Linked DNA regions of Homo sapiens: region 1 is linked to region 2. The links are chromatin contacts, found by Hi-C or POLR2A ChIA-PET in ENCODE. All regions are on one chromosome and are shown on one strand. Each heading gives the region's core, a stretch centred on a gene start or an enhancer-like site at or near the end of the contact. The rest is flanking DNA. Distances are from core to core; before and after follow the strand shown. Region 1 has its middle 69 kb from the start of LRIG2. Region 2 holds the start of PPM1J-DT (PPM1J divergent transcript).

Region 1 (5,642 bases), core at 448-2,947, 430 kb after region 2:
AATGGACTGAACTTTATCCTTGGGGAACAGCTGTGGCTTTTTCATAAATTCAAACATCAGTCTAATTTTCCCAAGGTTCCTCCAGGTTTACTCTAAAGGGAGCCCCTTCTTTGAATTGTTGTTGGTCTGAAGAGGGACCAGCAGCTGCTTGCCTGCAAAAATGTATTGCAGCCTCTGTGGGCATTCCCTGGACACTGCACACACTGCTATCCCCAAGCAGTCACAAACTAGGATGCTTTGATAATGAGAGTTTGAATATTTTATGTATCTTGTTTTCCAATTATACTTAAGAATTCAATAAGCTGAGTAGTGGGAAGCTGAATTACTAGACTGGCAAAGGAATGAACAGAAAAACCTAAAAAATTTAAAAAGAGGATTAAGAAAACTGTCCTTGCTCAGTTTGGGAGCCTGGCTTACTTTTCTTAGTACTCTGCTGTTCCTGATACTGTTCAAGCTGGGGCACTGAAGATCTGGAACCATGTAGCTTGGATTTTCTTCAGACCAAAATACCTCGATGCTCATTTTTTTTTCTTTTTTTTTTTTTTTTTTGAGACAGAGTCTCACTCTGATGCCCAGGCTGGAGTGCAGTGGTGCGATCTTGGCTCACTGTAGCTTCTGCCTCCCGGGTTCAAGTGATTCTCGTGCCTCACCCTCCCAAGTAGCTGGGATTACAGGCACCTGTCACCACATCCGGCTCATTTTTGTATTTTTAGTAGACAGACGGAGTTTTGCCATGTTGGCCAGGCTAGTTTTGAGCTCCTGACCTCAGGTGATCTGCCCGCTTTGGCCTACCAAAGTGCTGGGATTACAGGCGTTGAGCCACCATGCCCGGCCTTGATGCTCATTTTGAACTATCAACTTACCTTCGATGCCTTTGTAGACTCATCCAACTACTTCCCAATAAATGGTCCAGGATTAATGGGTATTCATGTTCAGTGTAGGGCATCTAATTCCAGAAATGTAAGCCAAATTAGCAAACTCTCCTAAAAAGGACATCCTATCTTCTGCTGAGCTGTCTTCCCAAGCTAGCCAACGTGTCTGAATTTGGGCATGAAAGAAGAGGAGCAGATGGGCTGGGGTCTGACATGCAGGGCAAACTGGAGGGTTTTCTTGGCATATTTGTTCTTCAAATCTAGACTTTAGAATATGTGAGAAACAGTGACATTCTCACATTGGTCCCAAGCCATGGAGGAAATCCTGCCCCATTGAGAAGTGGAGACATTTCAGCCCTTGCATATCTCATCAGCAAACCACAGGGTTGGTGAAGGGACTGATGGAGTCCTTTTAAAGGTCTTGTGCCATTTTCTTGCCTTTTTATCTTTTTGTTCAAAGATAACTCTTGTTTTGTTTTCTATCTTGAGGCAAAATTGAAAACTTGGCCTACACATTGGTTTGGGCTAGAACTGGCCTCTAGGTGGCGATTCAGTACAGAGAATGGTGGTGGCTGGCGTCACCTCGAGCCACCATTTCTCAGAGATACCATTATATAAGGGGATTCATGAGAAATCGGGCATCACAATAGAGGGACAGCTTGGCCTTTGTCACTTTTCAAGCTGGGATCCTGAAGAGGTTGGGGTGCATGGGGAGCAGCGAAAGCACCTAGTCTCAAGCAACATAACACGAGTTTAAGGCCCCCACTAGGACGGAGTCCAGAGTAGTCTGGCAACGGTTGCAAGGTTTGGACTTGGCCTGCTAGGAGAGTGAGCCCTGAGCTTCAGGCTTGGTTCCCTCACTCCTGTGAGGCCTCACTCAGGCTCACAGCCCCTGATGGAGCACTCAGCTTGGCGGCTGCCTGCCCGAGGTCTCCAGAAAAGGCAGCCAGCTCCTAGTTGAAGTCCTCCCACTTTACTTCCCCTTCCTTCCCCCTGCCACTCCCTCTCTTCTCCTTCACCCCTCCTTCCCTTCTGCCTCCCGTTCCCTCTGCTTCCTCCTTCTTCCCCCTCTTCCCCACCTCCTCACACACCCCATTCTCACCTTCTGCTATTTACAAAGCCCTTTCCCCTGTATGATCTCATTTGCTGCTCACAGACTCCTAGGGAAGAGGGACAGGTTGAGCCCTCCCTCACTCCCTGGCACACTTTGAGGACACAGTGCGGAAGTGCTTATAAAGATCCCGTTATCTGACTGTCACCACCAGCAAATAGTGAGTACCTTAGGGCAACTATTGAATTCAAATTAGTGCATGTTGCTTGGCATGGAGGAGGTCTCAAAATTATTTACTGAATGAATAAATATTTATAGTTGCAAAGAACTGAATCAAGGGACAGTAGGTGGTAGAGTCCATTCTAGAAGTTAGGCTTCATACTTGTAGGACCTACGACATTGCTGCACTAGGTACTAAATATGTCACCATTTTCTAGTAAAAAATACAGTATGTAAGTGCATAAAGGGACCCATGCAGAACTGTTTGCATATCTGGCTCTCAACCACATGAAACTACTCTGGCACCAGTCTGCTGTCTGTCAGGGGACACTAGGAGCTGTGGGTGGATCTAGGGGAGCAGCTGGCCTTTCTGAGGCCTTCCTTAAAGTATGGGATAGACACTGGGCCCCTCAGCTATCAAAACCCTTCTGTCTTTAGCTGATCTAACATATTGAGATAAAAAGCACCACCCAGTTATTACTCATCCCACTCCATTCCAATCCATGAATCAGCACTTTTTGTTTTTTGCTTAAATGTACATATTTCAGGCAGTTTAGGACTCTGCGATGAGACTATATAGGTTCAAATCCTAGCTCTACCACTTCCTAGCTGTTGAGGCTTGGGTAGGTCATTTAACCTCTTTGTGCCTCTATTTCTCATCTTTTAAATGATAAGAGTATTTAACTCATAACATTACTGTGGGGATTTAGAGAGTTAATATATAGAAAACAATGAGAACAATGCCTGGCAATAAGTCAGAGCTAGGAAGTGTTCACCCAATCTCTCGTTACGGTTTCCTGGGTTTGAGAATTGGTTTGTGTTCAACTGATGGAGGCACTTCATGATTTTGTAGAATTCCCTGGAATGCTCTCATTTTAGCTGTGAGGTTTCAACATTTTCCCACTCAGTTACAGCTTTCTTGAGGCCTAAAGAAGACAGGAAGCAACTTGAAGTGTATTTTTCTGCTAATGAGGGCTGTGGCATTTGTTTCATATACAGCATCCCCAGGTGGCTCCAGACAGAATTCAAGGGCTTTTTTCTCTACGGCAGTGCTTACCACTTAACACACAGTAGGTATTAAATAAATGCTTGTGCCAGAAAGAGAGGAAGGAAGATGCAGTACAGAGGAAAACATTAATTAGTACATAGTAGTTTACACGGACAAGGTCCCAATGGGGTATACACTTGTTCCCTAAGATCTACTGACTAAGCATGAACATCACCAAGGAAATGCGATCAACTCAGAGGAGAAGGAGGGGGAGGAGAAGAGAGAAGAAACTGGAGCAGCCTGTTACCTGACCGAAGATATCAGGCTTTCCATTGCAAATGGTTCCATCAGCTCAGGCCAAGTGGAAAACCTTGCCGCTGCTCTGGGACATCCAAGGCATCTCCAATTGCTGTCTGCCCCAGAGTTTCATCCTTCCAGGGGTAGTTTGTCACTTGTTTTGTAGCCTCTATGGTACTCTTTCTTATGGCTAAAGACCAGCTAGCTCACCAGACATTTCTGTGGGTTTTGGCAGGAAATAGAGATGGGAGGCAGACAATGCTCTAGGGCGGTTCTTAGGAGAAACTTTTCTGACCTTGGCAGTCTTACTCCAATTTTCATGCCAAATTAGACTAATAATAGATCCTCACCCACAACCCAAATCCTCTAGCCTGAAAGGCTTAGAGTAGACAGAATGCAACTAGAAACTACTCTATGTTCTATAAGGGAGTTGAAACAGAGCTTTTCTAGTGAACACATTAGCTAATCAACTAGGTCACTGATGGTAAGGACTGTCTCAACTGCATGCCAACTCTGATTGATGGATAAAGCCTGCCTGGGGAATTGTATTGAGTTGGATTCTGAGTCTCCATCATCACATCTAGGCCCCAGAGGCAAGTGCTGTAATTCACCAACAATGTCTGTCACAGGTGCAGGAATAGGGAGTAGCCCCAGGAGGCATAGATACATACCTGCTCCAGGAGGCTATTTGGAGTTAGGAAAACAAAGATGGTTGAATGGTCAACTATGCTCATTTAATTAAATCATGATAGACCTTGAGCAATTCAACTCTTGAGGAAAATGTGGTATCAGCTCAGGAAAGAAGAAAAAGAAGGAGTAAGAGTGGTGATAGTGGAGTGTTCCCGTTCCATAGCTCTGTAGAGCCTTCTCAGTATTTAAAAACAGTCAGATTGGACTGGGCACAATGGCTCACGCCTGTAATCCCAGCACTTTGGGAGGCCAAGGCAGGCGGATCACCTGAGGTCAGGAGTTCGAGACCATCCTGGCCAACATGGCAAAACCCCATCTCTACTAAAAATACAAAAATTAGCTTGGCATGGTGGCAGGCACCTGTAATCCCAACAACTCGGGAAGCTGAGGCAGGAGAATTGCTTGAACTTGGGAGGGGGAGGTTACAGTAAGCTGAGATGCAGCCTGGGTGACAGAGCGAGACTCCATCTCAAAATAAATAAATAAATAAATAAATAAATAAATAAATAAATAAATAAATAAAATAAATAAAATAAAATCAGATTGAGAGGTAGCAGGTATGACAACATTAGATAGTTATTTTGAGTTGCAGTTCAAGACCTGGGAAGCTCTTGAAATAGATAGTTAAGCCGCTGGCAACCAGAAGGAAGGGCAGAGAGAGTGTTTCCCAAACTGAGTACCGTGAATCACTTAGTATCCATGAGATGTTTGTAAATATTTTGCCATGAAACATAGGCAGTGGTGGGGAGGGGACTTCCATGGTTATTCAAGTTTGGGAAACCTGTCAAAAAAATTCAGCAAAGTAAATTGTAGCCCAAGGAGGCTCTTGGCCTGAGGGAGTTATGGAAGAGAAATGTAATAAGCTAAGAAAGCAAAAGTGTAGGTGGGGTCAGGCTCTGAAAGGCCTTGAATGACAGGATGAGGGCTTTCGTTTTGATTGGGAGGCATGGAGGATTTGTGGGCAGGAGAAGTGATACATTCAGGGCTGGGGGTTAGGAAAATAACTGTACCATGAAGATTGAATAGAGAAGAGACTGGAGGTCAGAAGACTAGTTAGAAAGGTGTTATATGGTCCAAACAAGACACGCTAGCAGCCTAAACTTGGGCAGTTGCAATGGGAATGGAAAGGAAAGCCCAAAGTCAAGAGACATTTTCACCAGTAATAATGTCAGGTCTAGTCTGACTTCCAACAGCACTCAAGTACATGAAGGGCTACACTACAGGGAACTGACCAGCCCTTCTCTACACCCTTAAGTACAAAGCCAGCAGAGTGGGAGGTAAATTGCTGAGATGAAGCATTTGATTAGATAGAAAGTATATCTTCCTAATGCTAGGGATAATTAAACCCTGGAAGAGCCACCAGAGCACTAGCATAGCTTTCTCACAGGAAAGCAGCCATCTGCCCTGGTCCTCTAAGGCACATGACCACTCAAAGCTCCTTTCTGCTCCATGAGTCTATAATTAATGTATCTTAGGAATCTGAATATTGAAAGGGGCCTTACAGCTGATCTAGTCAGTTGCTTTC
Region 2 (5,750 bases), core at 183-2,682:
GGAGCCACATACCCATAAACTCCTCCCACACAGGAGGCTAAGGGAGGTGGTGGTGGGTCCATGGGCCACCAGCCACCTTCCTCAGCGAACTGAGCGCCCCCATCTCCCTCGGTGCTCTGCGTTCCCGGCAGATGCATTTAAAATACACACAGCCCGGGGGCCAGCCGGCCGCTCCGGGCAGGGGGTCCGCTTCTTTGCCAGGCCAGCACGAGTTGGCAGGCTGAAGGGCATCTAAATGGGACCCTCCTCTACCCCGGGCGTCCCCCTCCCCGCTCCTGGGGAAGCTGGCGGCCTCCTGGTGTCGCGGGCTATTTCTGGGTGTGGAGGGGGAGGGGAACTACGGTAAGAGGGACAGGGAACTGGGGCGCTGGAGCCGGGAAGCGGGTGAGCGAGTCTTCCCAACCGCTATGTCCCCTATTAAAAAGAACCCCGCTCCTTCGTGAAACCCCTTTTCCCTTAGCCTTTAAGCTGCCGGGCCGCGACGGGGAACTGGCCAACTCATCCTTCGCCGGGCTCTCCGCCCTCCGGGCTCTGGGGCAGAACAGGGTCCTGAGGCGGCGTGGGCGAGGGCAGTCAATGAGCGGGAAGGACGTGAAGAAGGTGACACAGGCTGCCCCCCACTGGAAAATGGGTTGGGAGGGGGTGCGGCCCGAAGACCAGAGGATAGCAAAGGTCCACGGAAAAGGGAGCTCCTGGCCCGGACGCGGCGTGGGGAACGCGTCCTAGCGCCGGGGATGCGGAGCTGGGGAGAGGGGTGGGAGCCCCATCCTGGTTTGGGTGCCCCAGGGGGCGCTCACTCGGCGTAGCCTGTGCTCCAGGGCAGGCGGCGGCCCGTGTCCGGGGGGCTTTGCACAGCCCGGCCCGCGTGGTCATCGGCGCGTCGCAGCCCCCCGGGGCTCAGCTGCAGAAAGGTCGGTCTGGAGAAGCTCGCTCGAGCCTCAACAGCCTTCGCGGGCGTCGCGCTCCCGCTCCCAGCCTTCGCGGGAGGGCTCCTGGGCGCTTCTGGAGCGGCGGCGGGCGGCGCCGAGGCGGCGTTGGGCAGGTCCGGGGATTTGGGGCGCGGAGGCGGAGCGCCCCCGGAGCTCACCAGGTGCGCCACGGCCGAGCGCACCCGGTTTAGCATGCTGCCTCCCTGCCCCGCCCTCGGCCGCGGCCCCGCCCCCGCCCAGGCCCCGCCCCCATGGCTCCGCGTGGGCGGTGCTCGCGCCAGCCGGCCCTTCCCTGCTACTGGCTCCCGGCCAGCTGGGCGGGTCCCGGGCGAAACTTGCCCTTGCTCTGGGCCACCCCAGGAACCGGCCCACGGGTCCCCGGCCTCTGCCCCGCCCCATTCCGGCTTGGCCCCGCCTCCGTTTCTTAGGGGTAGGTTCTGTTGCTGTGGGAAGGGGGCGGAGAGAAGGAAACCTTATTTCAGCCGTGCGCTAGATTAGACACAGCTAGAATGTCTCCATTGTGACGGGGGCTGAGGGACAAGGGGGTGCGGTCTCCTCGCTCTCGGTTCGGTGTGGCCAGCCAGCCCAGAGAGCCATGGAGCTAATGACCTCAGAGCAAAACAGGCGCTTGGGAGCCGCTGGGTATGAGGCGCCAGGTGTGACACCACCTCTGGATGGGGCTGCTGGAGCGAGAGCGGGCAAGCTGGTACCGGGTGGGGTTGCGGGATTAATGACGCAGGCTGCAGCCGACCACCCCGGAATCAGGAGCCGGGGTAGATTCCTGGGCTCCTGATGCGCTGTTCCCCGTGAAGACCACCTCTAGATCTGGGAGAGCGGTTGCTACTCCCACCCTCCTTTCTCTCTCAGAACCCAGGTCTTTCCCACAATGCAGACCTTCCCTGACCACAGCAGGACAAGCTATTAATAGGATAATAACAACATAACAAATACTATTTATTGAAGAAGTACTGCATACTAGACCCTTTACAAAGCACGTTCCATACAGTATTAGGTTATTTATACTGCACACCAATCCTTCAAGATGGTTTTTTTTCTGTCAGTTTCACGGATGAGGCAGGACGGGACGCTTCCTGTCATTTTACCGTGACTTGCCCCAGGAGGTCACACGGTCAAGTGAAAGATTCACACCTATGTCGGCCTCCTGACATTCAAACCTGCTCTGTCTTAAGAACCAAGCTTACTTCTCCGGATCAGGGAGGAAGGGCTAGAAAGGAGATCAATGGCAGAGAGAGGAGTGGGGGTTCCTCCCCTCCCATCCTTCTCTTAGGGCCAGGGCTGAGAGCAGTCCGGGAATGCTGAGCAAGTTCTGTGTCTACCGCCAGGGGGAGACAGAGGCCAGGCTAAGCCCTTGCCTAAGAAGAGTAAAAGCACACTCACTGGAAGACCAGGACAGAGCCCAATGCCTGGTTGGCTGCCCGTTCTTCCTAACTTCTCCCCTCTGGGAGAGGGTGGTACTGACCTGATGCCACAAGAGCTCTGTCTCTAAACCTCCTATCAGAAAGTTGATCGCTAGGTATCCACAGACACCACCCATCCACACATCTCAAATGGGGACAACGCCGTTGTGGCCCTCAAGCAAGTTGGAAGTAGCCATCAGGGACTACGGCACCCAGTTCACGGCTGGAACTTTTCTGGGCTCTGTCGGCCAGGTGCTTCCTGACCACATACCACTTTGTTCCCCAGGCTAAACTGTGTCCCCAGAAGGGATGACTTTCTTGGCAGCTTCCAAATAAAGATCCCACAGTGGTCCTTCAGGTTGGTAGACTTACTATGCCTGCTTTGTTACACCTGAGCTTTAGGCAGAGAGAGACAGAGGAAAAGAAGTCACAGGAGAGAAAAAAAACAGACCCCAAGGCAAATAGAGCAGCAAAAGAAGACGGGGACAAAGAACAGGCTGCTTCTATAGGTTTTCCCCTGCTATTTGAGAAAAACTGGAACCAACTCTCAGATAAATAACAGCAGCAGCAAGCCAGCAACTGAAGAAACAAATATAACTCCTGGTTGTTTTTATTATTCAGTGTTTCTGGGACAGTTTACTTACCACTTCTTCGTGTCACCCAGCTCCCTATTCCCTGCCCTTTCTAGCACCCACCATGGTGTGGCTGCAAGCTGTCCGCAAAGCTAAGCCAAGAGACCCCCCCAGCCCCAGCACCAGATGATCAGCAGGGAGAATAACAGCTCCCTGGGGCTCCAGAACAGCCCCCAGCCATGGCCTAATCCTAAGGCTCCTCCTCCCTGAACCTCTCACCTCCTATTCCTGGCACCATTATGCCTCCTCCATCCTCAGACTGCCCCAGAACCTGGTGAGGTCATCACCTCTACTCATCCCTGAGGCAGCGGAAAGTGAGAGAGAAAAGGGGATGGGGTATGAAGAAGCAGACTTGTGGGATGTTTTTCTCTGTGAAGAGTGAGACTCTGCTTAGTGGCTGGCCCTGCTGGGGGAGTGTGAAGCTTGAACCAAGGAGGGGGACTGGACAGCCTCAAGACAGGCCCCTTTATCTCAGGCCACAGTGGTGGCTCAGGGCCCAGAACTGGTCATCTTCTGCCTTGTCTCTCCCCTTCACATCACCCTAAACCCAAAGGCCTCTTAAACTAAGAGGAAAGTCCCTTCAAATTCACAGAACACCACTTCCTCTCATTTGTCTAATACATTCGCATCCAAAACAGATCTCTGTAAAGAATTATTCAGTTGCAATTAATTACATTACAATTTTTCTGATAAAGAAACTGGGTCTCAGGCCAGGAGTGGTGGCTCACACCTGTAATCCCAGCACTTTGAGAGGCCATGGTGGATGGATCAGTTGAGTCCAGGAGTTCAAGACCAGCCTGGGCAACATAGCAAAACCCTGTCTCTACAAAAAATACAGAAAATTAACCCTGGCTTGGTAGTGCACTACAGACTACCCCTATAGTCCCAGCTACTCAGGTGGCTGACATGGGAGGATCATTTGATCCCAGGAGGTGGAGATTACAATGAACCAAGATCTGGGTGACAGAGTGATGAGATCCTGTCCCCAAAAAATAAATAAATAAAAAAGAAAAGAAAAAGAATGAAAGAAAGAGAAGGAAGGAAGGAAGAAAGAAAGAGAAACAAGAAACTAGGTCTCAGAATTTGGTTCCCATGTTGGTATTCACACTTAACATCCATAGGGACCATTCATAGCCTACTACTGTCCTCCTGCCTAATGCCCACACCCTCATACTTCCTCTAGCCCTCCCAGCCCCTGAGAGCACCACTCCTGGGAGAGGAAGAGATATTTACTATTCCCTCCTAAATATCATTCTAGAAGAGTGCTGCTGAACAGAACTTTGTGCACTGACGGGAATGTTCTACATCTGCTCTGTCCAATACAGCAGTCCCTATCTTCGTGTGGCTATTGAGCATTTGAAATATGGTGCCTACTAATGAGGAACTGAATTTTAAGTTTTATTTAATTAATTTAGATTTAAATTTAAATATCAACATGCCACTAGTGGCTACCGTATTGGACAATGCAGTTCTGCAATCTTCAAAGCTCAAAAACCCTGAGGGTCTAGTCAATCACTCCTCACTCCCAGCTCCTTTCCCCCCAGCACCTCCACCTCCCCTGAGCCAGGGCACTGGGGGCCACAAGACCTTCAGGGTTTTGAGGGACCTCCTCTGAGTTGCCACCACGGAGGTGTCCATCCTCACTGAACCTGCGGGTGCCGGATGTCCTCTCTCCCTTCCTCTTGCCCTCGGCCGCCAGGGGCCGCTGCGTCTCGGCTGTGCCCATCCGTTCAGCCGAGCGCCTGGCACTGTCCCGAAGGAGGCGGCGGCGCCCACGCGGGGCTGGAGGAGCGGGGGTAGCCCGGGGCGAGGCGGCGGTTGCGGCGGCGGCTGCGCGCTCCCCGGCCTGCCGGCAGGAACCTTGGAAAAAACCCGGCTGAGTTCTGCAGAGCTGGCGGGGCCGGGCCCAGAGCTCCCCTGTGCCCAGAGCCCGGCCCGCCCTGCGGATGATGCCAACCTGACCAGAACCCCGCTGTCCCGGGGGCGCAGCAACTTGGTGAAGGGGACAGGGCTCCGGACTAGACAGCACCCAAGCTGGCCGCTCCCTCCCAAAGTCTGTCTTTCGGAGTGCTGGTCCCTGGCTCAGTGGCAAGGAAGACTTCAGGCCAGCAGATCGAACCAGTGGGCATCACCGTGGACCAGGTAGGTCCCAGGTGTGGGGGCTCAGAATGTGGAGGAATGAGTAGGCGTTAGGGGGGTTTGTGGGGAGAGAAGGTGAAGAAAGGTTGAAGATTCTTGTGGTTCACATCCTCAAACCCTTGTAATGCAGGCTGCTAACTCAGCCTCACTAAACCCCTGGATTGGGATTTAGGAAAAATAGGCTAGGAAATTGAGGCAGGAGCATGGAAGTCGAAAAACACATCCCAGAAGCTTCTATGTCCAGCTGTTTCAGGGAGGGAGGGAATAGAATGCCAGGGATGAGAGCCCAAATGAACACCCCCACCCCTCTGCTCCCCACCCCACCAAGGTCTTTTGGGCCTTGGGGTTCCTAGGAGAGATGCCTGAGTTGGATTGGAGGATGTTGCAGCTCAGAGGGAAATAGGATCACCTGAGAGAAGACAAAGCTGCATTTGTGATGGTCAAAAGGAGGGTTCCTGGAGGGCAGGGAGAAGAGATCTCTACTCAGGAAAGAGGCACATCTAGAAGAGTGGGAAGCTCAGCCCAGGGAGCACACCCATCCCCTGGGAACTGGCACCTCTTCTCTGTGTTCCTCCAGATTCCCCTTATGCTCTCGCTCCTAGGAGCTAGGACTCAGGGGTCTCTGTCCTTCC

Evidence for each region. A loop is a pair of places that touch in the nucleus more often than their neighbours do. ChIA-PET counts read pairs that join two places held with the same protein, here RNA polymerase II (POLR2A). Pooled maps may share reads with other maps.
Region 1: a loop to region 2 is called in a map of K562, with 3 times the contacts of the local background. The contact joins the enhancer-like site here to the promoter of PPM1J-DT in region 2. A Hi-C loop is called at or near these places in 2 of 168 maps with a recorded cell type or tissue (K562 and endothelial cell of umbilical vein), 4 of 37 single-sample maps with no recorded cell type and 13 of 50 pooled maps. POLR2A ChIA-PET finds 5 or more read pairs at or near these places in 1 of 52 experiments (BJ).

The regions. Positions count from the first base shown.
Region 1 is chr1:113,139,279-113,144,920 of GRCh38, forward strand. No RefSeq gene overlaps it. Among named protein-coding and RNA genes, the nearest start is that of LRIG2, 69 kb to the left of the region's middle. RefSeq lists a cis regulatory region at 1,248-2,148 and an enhancer at 1,528-1,697. Within about 2 kb of position 1,698, at least 9 of the 41 ENCODE cell types and tissues checked have a DNase peak (open chromatin) inside an H3K27ac peak, as active enhancers do.
Region 2 is chr1:112,714,179-112,719,928 of GRCh38, forward strand. PPM1J-DT (PPM1J divergent transcript) reads left to right here and starts at 1,433. Exons shown (of 2, transcript XR_947714.4): 1 at 1,433-1,585; 2 at 2,273-3,618. PPM1J (protein phosphatase, Mg2+/Mn2+ dependent 1J) reads right to left here and starts at 1,154. Exons shown (of 10, transcript NM_005167.7): 1 at 798-1,154. The coding sequence starts at 1,123. It overlaps TAFA3 (TAFA chemokine like family member 3), which reads left to right and starts at 4,727. Exons shown (of 6, transcript NM_182759.3): 1 at 4,727-5,121. RefSeq lists enhancers at 185-244, 1,209-1,503 and silencers at 705-1,494, 4,787-4,836.